Regions from separate parts of the Mus musculus genome. Here region 2 is linked to region 1. A link is a contact called in ENCODE Hi-C or POLR2A ChIA-PET data. All regions are on one chromosome and are shown on one strand. The core of a region is the stretch at or near the end of the contact, and the rest is flanking DNA. Distances in the headings are between cores, read along the strand shown.

Region 1 (6,462 bases), core at 931-3,430:
GGAATGAGGAAAAGAAAGATGTTTTAAGAAGTGGAAAAACACTAGAGGGCAAATTTCACAAGGTCCCTGGCGTCAGTGCCACCCCCTTGGTCCTGTGATGCTGCTGCAGGGGCCAGACCACCAGGGAAAGCAGCCCTAGCCAACGTGGGAGGAGGGGCCAATTCCGCAGTGCACCTCCTAGGCCTCCTAGCTGAGTTACAAAGAGTTGCTAGGAAATAGCCCAGGCTGGTCATCCTTTACAAACCTCACATCTCTTCAGGTCTCTCCTTCCACGTTACAGAAACACGGGTATGCTACGGGCATACTCCCATGGAAGGACAGTCTCCACAAATAAAATGGAATATAAGGCGAAATAAAAAGCCATCCATTTAAGACTCCATTTTCCCATGGCTCAGGGATGCCTATGCTCCCTGGTAATACCGTGGAATGAATGAGGCGTCACCTTCATAACCTTGAAGAATGATGCATTATTAACCCTTTATTTTTGAGAGGCTCCCTAACTGCATTTTTTTTTTCTTTAGGAGGAAAAAAAATCATACATCCCAGCTTCTTCCTTTTCAAAATGTCAGCCAAGCGCTCTTTTCCCTGACTCATTCTCCAGTCTATTTCCATAGACCCTCCCCACACAGGAACGCAGCATCGCATCGTTAGTTTTCAGGGTTCCCTTAGTTCCTGCAATGCTGCTGCTATAGGGGTGGGAGGGGGAAGGAGGCGAGAGAGAAGGTAGAGGAGCTGGTGGTGATGGTGATACTGGAGAAGGAGGGGGGCAGTGATGCAGCAGAGGGGAGTTCCCTCCCTCCCTTCCGCAGTCACGACTCATGGATTTGTCTACAACTATGCCCTTCAAAATGACCTTAAAAAAAAAAACCTAGTACCTTTCCAGTGTAAGGAGGTAAAAAACAAACACGGTATGTAATTTTCAATGGGGTATGAGGGGGAGTCCAGCCAAGGAAGCAACAGGCTGCATGAAATGCTCTAATATAACCTGTTTCTTCGTTTGTATCATGAAGAGCTTAAAAACACCATGTCTAGCCAAGGCTTAAAAAACGAGCCATGAATGGAGCTCACTGGGCCATTTCTGGGCTGTGATGACTGCAATGTGTGAGGACTGCAGTGTGGATGCATTTCTTCTCCCCGTTCCTATCCATTCTAGATACATTTCTAGACTGGAAGAATGATGCTATCTATCGCAGCATCGTCTGCATTAGAACAGGTACGCTCGTGAGTTCTGCTCACGGCCCCAAATCTCGTTTTTCTAAGGTCTTGGGAGATGGAAAGGGAGGGTACATACATAGGCTCCTGGAACCTGACCGAATTTCCCAGGAGGAAAGGCTTAGGAAACGAAGATCCCTACCATACCCAAAACCCTAGCTCCAGCTCCCCACCCGAGGCGCATCCTGGGGACCCCCCACATTTGTCACTGGATGCCAAGCCCAGGGCCGCACGCTCCTAGCAGCTCCTACCACCCACTCCCTAACACCCTGGTCAGCCCCGCGGGCGCCGAACTGTCCGCAGTGCTCGCGTACAGACGCGCCTCCTAAGAAAAGCCAAGGCGCCGACGGCAGAGCCGCGGAGCGCGTACTTACACCAACTACCACCGGTCCTGCCCAAAAACTCCTTCTTCTCCGAGTTCCAGATGAATTTCTTCCAGCTGCCTTCCTCCTTGGCTTTTCCGCGGGCCATGGTGTCTGCTCAGCAGTGGCGGCCGAGGCCGAGGGAGGGCGAGTGCGGCGCGCGCCCTGGGCGTCCTCGCGGCGGCTGCTCGGTGTCCCCGCGGCCCGGCTCTGTCTCCGAAAGCGAGACGCGCCGCTGCCGCTGCGGCTCTCCGAGTGCGAGGCGCGCCGCGGAGCAGCCTAGGCAGAGCGGGAGGAGGGGGAGGTGCGGCGGGGGCGGAGGGAGGAGGGACGAGGGAGGAGGGCGCGCGCGGGCTGGGCGGCTCCGAGCCCCGCACCTAGAGGTGGGCGCGCGGCCGCTCTCGGGCTTTCCCCGCACTCCGATCGCCTTCCGGGGGGCTCAGCGAACCCCGCAGCTGCTGCTTCAAGCTGTAGCTGCACCACTCTGCTTGCTGTGACCTCTGGCGAGATGGACCAGGGACAAGGAGGGAAAGTCACCGGGAAGGGCGAGCGGAGTGGAGCGCGGGCTCGGCACACGGGCGCGCAGGCCAGGAGCCGAGAAATTGGCTGAGGGCGCACGCCCTACCTTTACTATATACCGCGCCTCCACCATCCGTAGCTCCGCCTACCGGCGGCACGGCAAGCCAATCGCCAGCGCCGAGAAGGCGGGGCCTGAGCCCCCGAAGGGGCGGGCGCGGGGCCCCGCACAAAGGAGCCGGCAAAGCTAAAGGGGCTGGCACCGCAGCAGGGGTGCGGAGAGGGACTGGGGGCGGGTGAGTACTGCTCCCGCAGCTCTGCTGGCCCTCTCTCTGCCCCGAGCTGTGCCTGGACAATCCTCCTCGTCCTCCCGGCCCCCGCTCGCCAATGCTGTGGCCTGCACCTGCATCGCTCTCTGGGAACCTCGGAGACCTCAACTCCTTCGTACTGGTCTTACCCCTTCGTACTGGTCGGGGTTTACTGCAGGTCCACCTCCCCTAGGCCATGGCCAGGTGGGGGAAGGTCACTCCAGGACGCTAGTGACTCTGCCCAGCTCTGCTCCGCCTCTCTGCTTATGCACCTGCCGCCCCCTCGCACTCTCTGCCACTGCGGTTGCAGTTCCGGCCCGTCCCTCTTCTGCAGGCCAGCCCAGCGGGCAGCCTCGGTTCCTGACTCCTGGTCTGTGCTTGTGGGCGGCCTGAACCACCTCAATCCGGACAATTGCCAAACCCACCCTGGGCTGTAGCTGGGAACCGGTTGTGGCTCCTGCCAGTCTAGACCCCGGGGAACAATTTATGCACGTGACCCAGCCACCTAAGACTCTCCTGGCCCAGGTCTGTGGCTGGTATTCCCATTGGCTTACTGTTCTGTCTCACTGGGGGCACCCCTACCCTATACTGTAGAATTCTTGGAATGACAGAGCACTTGGGAAGACCCAGCTCACATGTCAAGATGTCGCAGAGCACTGTGTTGGACATGACCATTCTTTCCATCCTTGTTGGCTGAAAATCCGCCCTTATTTTCATCCACCGAGCCCCTGAACAGCTTTCCACACAGCTCTTATGGTGATGACACAGCAGAAAACATGGCGAGGCTTCTGCAGTGGCTGCAGAAAAGCCTGTCCCTGGAGCGACCTGGCCGGTCGCGCAAAGAGCTAGCTTCTTATCAAAGACCTTCCCAACACAGAGATGGGTTCCCAAGACACCCTGCCATTTTCAAGGTCAATCTTGCAGGCCCAAGGACAAAACCGAAGGGATGCAAAAATGAGCTTTTTCTCATTAATCCCACTTGCAAGACTGAAGAAAACCTTAAAATACCCAAAATTCAGGGGAGACATAGCAACTGAGTCTCATGGAGTCCACAGGGGCTGCCGACCCACTGTGTCAAGGACAACTGTGAGAGCAGCTTGTTGAGAAAGAAGTCACTCTGCTTTGCCCCTGCAGCGTTTATTTTGGAAAAAACCCAAGTTTGTGGTTGGTAAGCTATTAGAAGAGACTGTACCTGTAGATTTGATGCCACTGTCTCTAGGCAGAACTTACATTGTGGAGGGGATTCCGCAGACCAGACCACTGGGAGGTGTGTGTGTGTGTGTGTGTGTGTGTGTGTGTGTGTGTGTGTGTACCTCATATATATATGAGGGAGGAAACCCCGTGGGCAGAATCAGGAAAAAAAAAACCATAAGGAATAAGTAGGGTGTAAGTAGCTTCAAAAGGGATGAGACTTGGCTGGAGTTTGATGGTTTCTGCCTATAATCCCAGACTGGAGATAGGCAGGAGGATTACACATCTGAGGAAGAAAGAAAAGTGAGTAAGAGGACTCTTAAGACTGATGCGGTGACCATTCCTCATAGCCAGTGTACCTCAAACCCCCAGAACAGTTTGCAAACAGTTCATCGTGGCAGGTTTTAAATCAGAACTTTCTTTACTATTGAGAAAGAAAGAAAGAAAGAAAGAAAGAAAGAAAGAAAGAAAGAAAGAAAGAAAGAAAGAAAGAGAGAAAGAAAGAAAGAAGAGGAAAAGAAAAAGGAAAGGAAAGAAAAGAAAAGAAAAGAAAAGAAAAGAAAAGTGCTGCCCCTTAGCTGTCGACTTGTATGATAAATGCCAGTTATACTGGGAGTGGGGAGTGGGAGACAAGCTTGCTTGACTTTCTTGCCCTTGCCCGGTCTTCCTTGGGTAGATTTCTCCCCTTCTCAGGTGAGTTCCTCAGCTCTGCGCAGGTCAGGCATGCAGGGCCATCGCAGCATCCCCCTTTAGGTTCCTTAGAATCATCCCTGTTCCCACCAGAGCTAGTGTTGCCATGGGAGAACATGATCTCAGCCCACTTATGTGGGACCCATTTCTGTCTCTGGCTCACCTCAAGCTCCACCTGCCCAGCCAGTCTCCACCATCTGGAGCTGTCTTATGCATTTCACCATCTTCCCATCTAGAGCAGCCCTGGGAAAACCGAGACAGAGAGGTATTCACATTCCCCGCTTCCAGGTCTGCCAGCTTCTCCACTTTGGTCAAGGCGCTTGTTCACCAGGGCTGTTCCCAGGGCTGTAAAATTAGAGTGATACATTGTAGCCAGGATTAAAAGAAGGATGTGGGAAAGTGTTAAGCACAGTGCCTGGTGCATAGCAAAAGCTATTAAGTAGCTAGCTTAACTATGATTCCTTCCACGTGACCTTGCCTAACCTTGAGGCTATTGGTATGACTTTATGACTGACCATCTTAACTGTGATACTTAACTAGGACTCTGAGTTCACCTGGAAGGTCACCCTGACTAATTCCCCACCCTCAATGCCACCTTTTCCCTCTCTTCCCAACGTGCTTCCTGCTCTATGACCTCGGCTAACTCAAGTAATGAATAACTCAAGCACATAATGTCCCTTTGGAGTGTACTGGGCTGGGCTTTTGTTCCAGGGCCCCTTCTGTGAAGGGTGCTGTACCAGCAGGTTGAAATCGAAATGTGTGTGGTTCTCGAGAGGGAGGGGTGCCTCCAGCAGGTGCAGCACACAGCTGGGTGTGGACCAACCAAGAGCGCTGTTCCCGCAGTACCTGTGCAAGTTCACTGGAGAAAGAGTGTATTCAGCTCAGTATAAGGGCTCAAGGAGAGAACAACTGTCAGACATCTTTCTGTGCTGGCTAGGGAAAAGAGATGGTTCTGGTATCCTATGATTGGTTCTGCCCAAGGTTAATATTCTGTGTGGGTGGACAGAGGTGAAGCATTAAACAGACTTGACAGCCGAGAACTGACTGGGGCGGGGCGTTATCCAAGTGAGGATAACAGATTCCAACTCCCGAAAACAGCCAGTTGCATTTGTAGTTGATAGAGCATTTACCTGGGGGGCAGAGACAGGGTCCAGCAGGTAAAAGCAGGATGAGATAGATATTCCTGACTGCAGCAAGATGGCCATCCAGAAACGGGGTTGAGAAGACGAGACTGAACACATCACCTATAAGATTCTTCTGCCCCTAGCCAGGGAGACTAAAATGGAGGTGCCCACAAAGGGAAGAGTGCGACTTGGCAGCCTGCTTGAGAGAACCAGAGCCGAAAACAGAACTCCCTGGAGCAGTCAGCTCTCTAAAGCCCTCTGGCAAACAGAATGCACTCAGGCTCTGCAGAGGCTGCGGAAGGCTGAGCTGCCAACCCCACGTTCACACACTCACACACGTGCTCACACACAGCGGGGTTCTTTTCGGCCAGCCCCGGAGTATTTTAAGTACAGAGTGGAGGGGCTGAGGGGATGAGTGCCGAGGTGACTCATCCTGGCAGCAGAAGCTGTGTGCACTGCAGAAGAAAATGGCTCAGTGGCAGGCCGTGGGGGAAAGCAGCTGGGGTGTACAGTTCTGCAGTTGGAGGGCTTGGGAAAAGGCTGTGGACCGGTCAACGTGGCTGGACTGTAAGTGGACAAGAGGCAGGGTTGAATACCCTCACCATCTATCAAGAAGGACTCCTGATTAGTCCACAGGGTGTCACTCTGCTTTATAATGGTTGCCTCATGGTTACTAGAGAAACTACTCTCTGAGAGGGATCCGGTTTCAGACACCTTGAATGGGCAAATGGAGACTAATAGGCACTGTCCTCCACTGCTTCCATTTGTGGTCTTTTCGACACGTTTCTATATCCCTAGGTCTGGAATGGAGTCTATGACCTATGTGAGGAGAGTATGAAAATAACAAATAGAGACCCTGTAGCCTAAGGATCAAGATTCTAGTTATCCTCATAGTCCAGAGGGTCGGACAAGAGGACCAGAAGTTCAAAGTCATCTTCTGCTGCATAAATCTGAGGCTAAGCTAGCTCCATGAGACCTTGCCTCAGAACCCCAAAGAGACCTTTTCAACCTAGCTTCTTTGGTAAGTTGTATTTTTCTTACCTTTCTTTGGAGGCCCAG
Region 2 (6,406 bases), core at 1,058-3,557, 150 kb before region 1:
TAGCTGGAATCACAAGCCTGTGCCACAAGGCCCAGCTTTAGTGTTTTCAATGTCACCATTATCACCTAGTAAAGTTTAGCTATTCCATTAGAAAAGTATGCTACCGACAATCATATTAACCTTTATAAAGGTGATCCCCAGCCCTCTCCTCCAGTCCAGTGGTCCCCAACCTTCCGAACGCTGAGATCCTTTAATACAGCACCCCGTGTGGTGGTGACCCCAACAGCACACTTCGTTGCTACTTCAGAACTATAATTATGCTACTGTTTTGTATATATGTAATGCAAATATCTGATACGTGGGGGTCATGGCCCACATATTGAGAACCTCTGTTCTCTAGGCTCTGGATAAACAGTTGCTTGATCAAATGCGTGTGCACACTTATGCATGAAGCACAGCTTCTGGTGTTTCACAGTATACACTGGTTTCCTAACAGTGCTAAGAAATGCCTGTATAACCAATCCAACCCAGCATTTCCAAATTCATTTGTTCATAGAATCATTTCCACCTGATCCTTATTATTTAAATGCCCCAGACCTTACTATCTGTTTGCTAAATTAACTGTCATCACTGTATTTTTAATGTACAAGTCTACAATTTTAATATTTAGTTAAATTGTTTATTTTAGGTTTGCGATGAGCCCTATAGGTAATGGTCCACCCCTCCTATGATGGCAGTGCTATTCACATGCTTGAGAGAAAGTTCTGTTGTTATACTGACAATCACATTGCTCTCCCGAGACAGTTAAAGGATGCAGACAAGTGACATCAAATATAGGTATAGTTTTCATTGATCCATGTAGCACAAACATCTGTTTTCACTAACAATAGTTACAGTGTAGTAAAAATAAAACGAACAGTTGTATTACCTGCCTTACTAGATAATCAAGGGGGAGCTCTCTGAGTTCAAGGCCAATGAGTTCTAGGGCAGCCAAGGCAACCCAGAGAAACCCTGTCTCAAATAACGCCCTCCTACTCCAAAATAAACCCAAAACACAACCCTCCCCCCCAAACCAAAAAAGCAACCAATCAAACAAAAAACCAAATCAATTATTATCAAAACAAAAACACTTACCTTTGTTTTCCGAACTTTTAAGGGTAGTCATTTTTTCCATAACTAATGAGAATACAATCCAAGACTTTCACCGAAGACCTAGAGATGTATACATACGAAAGAATTAAAGCAATAACAATATATTCAGAGAATGCATCTACTTTAAAAGTTATTTTTTAATTGTTTCTGTCTTTAGTACCCACGTTCTTCATTATTTCCTTTTGACGGGCTGTAATGTATACCTGTTAAATAATGAAAACCCAGGCATAGGTTTAAGTGGTCTCTGGAGTCTAGACTGTAGAATAGGTGACCACACGTCCTAAAAGCTGACTGTTCCTAGATGTATACGATTCAGTACCCGGTCTAACTTCCTGAACATCACAAATCCTTGCCCTGGGAATGCATCCTGAAACTCTATCCAATGGCAAACAGAGACTTTAAAGTCAGAAACTTCGCTGGGACCATGCGATGCCGATGAGCAAGTGTCCTTGTCTAAGAAACACCGGGTGAAGGTGTGGGGAGGCATGGGTGCCGAGTTTAAAAGGAGAGGAGGTGGAAAAATTAAGCCTGTCAGCCTCATTCCCCAGGAGTATGAGCCCAAGTTTGTCCCTGTCAGGAGGAGCCTCTTCCCAGAACAACCTTTAAATCCCAAACCAATGGCTGCCGAACTCCAGCCCAGACCATCCTCTTCCCACCGCGTCCGGCACACGGGCCGGCTCCAGGACTTACCTGTGATATCCTTACTTCAATGTCCACCGCTCAGGCTCTTCACTCGCTCAGCAGCCGGCTGACTTGTAAACTCCCCTGGCACTCGGAAGCCAACCCGCCCAAGCCTCCCTGACACGCAGCGCCTCGCTCACTCTAATCACTTCCTATTACACAGGGTTTCATTTCCGGAATGCTCTTCTGAAGGACAAGGACCAACTGACACTTCGTGCTGTGTGTAAAATGAAGAGAGACAGGGTCTACTATGTATCGGCTCGGAAAGCGAAAACTGGAAGATATCTACTTAAAAAAAAAGTACCAATAGATAATGCAAGCGGTATGGACGCTTAAACTTCCGGGTCACTACCAGCCAGACGGAAGTGAACGCGTTGGAACGGAGAAGGTGGCGTCGCGTTGCCCCAGGCGATGAGGCAAAGGGTGGATCTTTGAGTGAATGGGCGGGGCCTAATTACTCCCAGCCAATGGAGACGAAGCAGCTTCGAGGCGGCGTCTTCGAAGCAGTGGCTGGAGGAAGGCGGGGCTTGCGTTGCCAGAGTAACCGGATCATTGGTGGTGGTGTAGTCTTCCTGTGTACAGGAATCTATTTCCTGTGCTGAGATCTACAAACTATGGTAAGTGTTATAGGGAGGCCCTATGAAAGGCTCCGAGACCCTGGTTACGGAACATCCAAGTCTTTGGGCGATTGGGCACCCCGCCTTTCATCACCTCTTACCTCGCTAGGAGCAGTTCCTTCTGCCTCTGCGCACCCCTTTTCTTGCAGCACCCTAATTTCCATTTTAGCGCCACTAAGACCTCAAGCTAGAGCAATGTAACAGAAAGTAAATGGGGGTGATATGGAATCTAAGAAAACCCGATGAGAATTATTTCGAATAAACCGTTTATAAGCTTGCATTGTTTATCTTTTTCGTTTTTCAAGCTTGCAGACCCTTATCGACGTGGTGCTGTCTCAACACTAACTTGGATCTGAATCTCCCTGAGTGCTGGAGTCAGTTCTCCCAAGCGGTGGAGTTCTACCTTGCATCTCCTACCAGGACCGCTTAGTAATAGCTGTCTGCTGGCTCAGCGTCTAGTTCATTTCATACTTTCCAGATCACTGTGTTTTAGCAGGTATGTTTTTCAGGATTACTTGGAGAGTTCTAGCATTCACCAACACCACCATAAATTATGACTGAATAGGAATGGGGCTTGATACTTTGCGTTTTAATAAGCCTTTAGATGGTTTTAATGTACCCATTGCTCTAGTGCACAGAGTTCTAGTTAACTCATCTTTAGTCATCTCTGCACTTGTGCGTGGTGGACGGGACAGAGCAAAATGTTGCCTTCAGGTGGGTGTAGCTGTGACTTAGCAAGAGGCATCTGCACAATGAGGCTTTCTCATTGACTGACGTTCAGCAGTCCTTTTTGTTAACCAATCTGGTCCTTTGGTACCAAAGAGACCTTTTCAAACCTTTACTTCACAGACCCAATCTCTTTCCTCCCTCTTTTCTCCTTTCTAGGCACTTGACAGAATCTAAGAGGCAATGTATTCAGTATTGGATTCCAAATAATCAATGATTTTACCTATTCTGTAGCCTCGTATTTCTACTTTAACGAAGGAAGTGTGGAAGTGACCGTTCATCTGTTTTGCTCTTGATTTCTCTTGCTCCCATCTATTGTAACCATTTGTGGCATGAAGTTAGTTAGCATTTGATCTGGTGTGTGTGTGTGTGTGTGTGTGTGGTGTATGCTGATTTTGTTTTGTTTTGTTTTGTTTTTCGAGACAGGATTTCTCTGTATAGCCCTGGCTGTCCTGGAACTCACTTTGTAGACCAGGCTGGCCTCGAACTCAGAAATCCGCCTGCCTCTGCCTCCCAAGTGCTGGGATCAAAGGCGTGCGCCACCTCGCCCAGCTAAGCTGATTATTATATAAGTACTTTTCTTACTGTGACTCATGATTCATCAAAATCAAAACTTGGTCCTTGAGCATGAAGAGTGGAATTCTCCGGGCATGCAGGCTTACCTTAGAGACAGTCCTCTTACTGTTTGGTAGAAAAACTGGGGCTGGGGGTGGGGTGGGGTGGGGTGGGGGAGGCCTAAAAACAGTTAATTAAAAATCTCAGGGTTCCCCCTCCCCTCCATTTGCTGTCAGTCCTTTCTGAGAAGCAGCAAAATGTTTTGAAAGGAGGGGAAGCTAGATGTCCTTCCCTCCGTGTGCAGTCTGGGCACAGGCAGACAGATGTATGTGGCAAAGGCCGATAGGGTGATAGTGTCTGTGGAGGATGGAGGTTGTTCACTGACATAAGTATATAACCAGCATTGGGGGTGGCTCCGTTGGTGAAGCACTTGTCTTGCAAGCGTGAGGACCTATATTCAGTCCCCCAAATGCACTCAAAACAAAAGCTAGACATGGTGGCATGTGCCTGTAATCCCAGCACTGGAGAGATGGAGACAGGTGGATCACTGGTTGGCCAGCCTATCCTATTTAGTACATTCCAGGCCTGTCTCAAAAACCAAACAAGTAGTAACAAAGGGACCCGTATCATACAAGGAGAGAACTAACTCCCCTAAGTTGTCCTATGACTTCTATATATGTACTCTGATACACGCATTCATGATACATAAATGTAAAATTAATGAGGAATGACACCCAAGGATATCCTCTATCTTCTACATGCATATGCATACACGTTTTTGTGTGCCCCAACACACGTGTATATACACACAATGAGTTCCAGGCAAGCCAGAGTTGTGTAGTGAGACCCTGTCTACACACCTACACACACACACACACACACACACACACACACACACACACATGGGAGAGAGAGAGAGAGAGAGAGAGAGAGAGAGGGGGGGGGGGGAGAGAGAGAGAGAGAGAGAGAGAGAGAGAGAGAGAGAGAGAGAGAGAATAAATAGTTTGACATGCAGTCAAGGTCATCACAAGATGTGGTTTTCAAACTGAGATTTTAGTAATAGAAAAGATCTCAGGTGGCTCTGGATTCCTCGAGGCAAGGTGAGTGCAGAGGTGTATTAGAGGCTCTGGAGGAACAGAGGACTGGAGAAGGTGGGCACAGACCCAAGATACTGGAGTATATGGCGCTTGGCAAGAATTTTAGATTTTATTTTTTGATGTATTAGCATATGTGTATGTGTGTCTCATATGTTTTATCTATTTCATCATTTAAATTGTTTCCTCTTGATTCTACCTTGAAACTTCAGCCATATTAATTTGATCTAGCAGTACCAATTTTTTTCTTCTGATCTGTAACCCTTACTATTGAAATTTCTTAGAAAATATTCTCTCTCTTTGGAGACCAGAGATTCCTAATTTCTCTCTTCATAATTGCTGTTTTGTAATTTGGTTGTTCTTTATATACACACACATACACAAATATATGTAGATATCATGTAAATGTAATTGTACTCTGAATATATCGTTTTAGAATTTATGTCTTGGGGTGGGGGCTGGTGAGATGGCCCAGAGGTTAAGAGCACTGACTGCTCTTCTGAAGGTCCTGAGTTCAATTCCCAGCAACTACATGGTGGCTCACAACCATGTGTAATGGGATCTGATGCCTTCTGCTGTGTCTGAAGACAGCGATACCAGTGTACTCAAATACATAAAATAAATAAATAATTCTTTAGAAAAATTTATGTTTTCCCTCACTTAGCAGGAACCTTGTATTTTTTTTTCCTGGCTGAGTTTTAAGAATTACAGTTTACCTTTTCATTTTCTCTGGTGGAGTCAATCCGTGTTTTAATCTGTTCCATTATCGCTCTATATAATAAGTACATCTCATACACATCCATTGTTTCTTTAGAATAAATTAGAAAGGTGATAACTAAGTGTAGGGTCACGTGCATTTTTAAGATTTTCATCTGCTGCCAAGTTAACCCCAGAAAAGTTTTACCAATGTATACTCTGCCAGCAGAATACAAACCAGGCTTGCTGCTTTCCTAACTCTCAGAACTGCTGTTTCTGCCCAGTACATACATACATACATACATACATACATACATACATACATACATAAATACATCTAAAAGTAGATTTCATCTTTTCCTAAGAAGGCCTCTTGCTCTTAGGATATTGAGAAAGATCACAGATTCCTGCATGCTACATAAATGAAAGTAATTGCTAATATTTCCCTCTAATATTTGCCTGTTATTGTTTTTTTATTTCTCTCATGAAGTGTTGGAATTTGAAGTATACTGTCTGTATAAGGTGAGGATGCTGGACGCTGGCTTCAGACCTCCTTACTCCCACAGACGACCCGCCCTCTCTTTTCTAGCTGTATGGAAGAGGTTGCTTGTTGCTGTGGCAGGCCCTCCTGCAGAGCCACAACTGCGGAGTTTCCCACTCCTTCTTACAGTCCTGGTCTCAGCACTGACCAAGGAGGCAGACACTGGGGGATCTTTGGGGCCCTCGTCTTCTCGTTCATGAAATCAGAAAGCTGCTATTTATCCTGATTACCTTAGGGCACTTCATAAACTATCCAATGTACTATCCAAATGGAGTATGTTGTTTTCATATTAACAAGATTACTTCCTAATGAGAAGGAAATAGTTGGGGTAAATGGGAAGGGACGAAAATCTAAAACAAGCTTCAGACGTAGCTATTTGAAGCTGCGACGATTCTTGACCACTT

What was found. A loop is a pair of places that touch in the nucleus more often than their neighbours do. ChIA-PET counts read pairs that join two places held with the same protein, here RNA polymerase II (POLR2A).
Region 2: POLR2A ChIA-PET joins it to region 1 with 10 read pairs in Patski. The contact joins the promoter of Nme7 here to the promoter of Atp1b1 in region 1. A Hi-C loop is called at or near these places in 2 of 37 maps with a recorded cell type or tissue (both left cerebral cortex). POLR2A ChIA-PET finds 5 or more read pairs at or near these places in 3 of 5 experiments (Patski and embryonic stem cell).

What each region holds. Positions count from the first base shown.
Region 1 is chr1:164,456,175-164,462,636 of GRCm38, forward strand. It overlaps Atp1b1 (ATPase, Na+/K+ transporting, beta 1 polypeptide), which reads right to left and starts at 2,181. Exons shown (of 6, transcript NM_009721.6): 1 at 1,587-2,181. The coding sequence starts at 1,683. Gm32391 (predicted gene, 32391) reads left to right here and starts at 2,349. Exons shown (of 4, transcript NR_168343.1): 1 at 2,349-3,566; 2 at 6,202-6,424.
Region 2 is chr1:164,305,365-164,311,770 of GRCm38, forward strand. Nme7 (NME/NM23 family member 7) reads left to right here and starts at 2,308. Exons shown (of 14, transcript NM_138314.4): 1 at 2,308-2,390; 2 at 2,696-2,886. Blzf1 (basic leucine zipper nuclear factor 1) reads right to left here and starts at 2,120. Exons shown (of 7, transcript NM_001160209.1): 1 at 1,783-2,120; 2 at 1,075-1,152. The coding sequence starts at 1,114.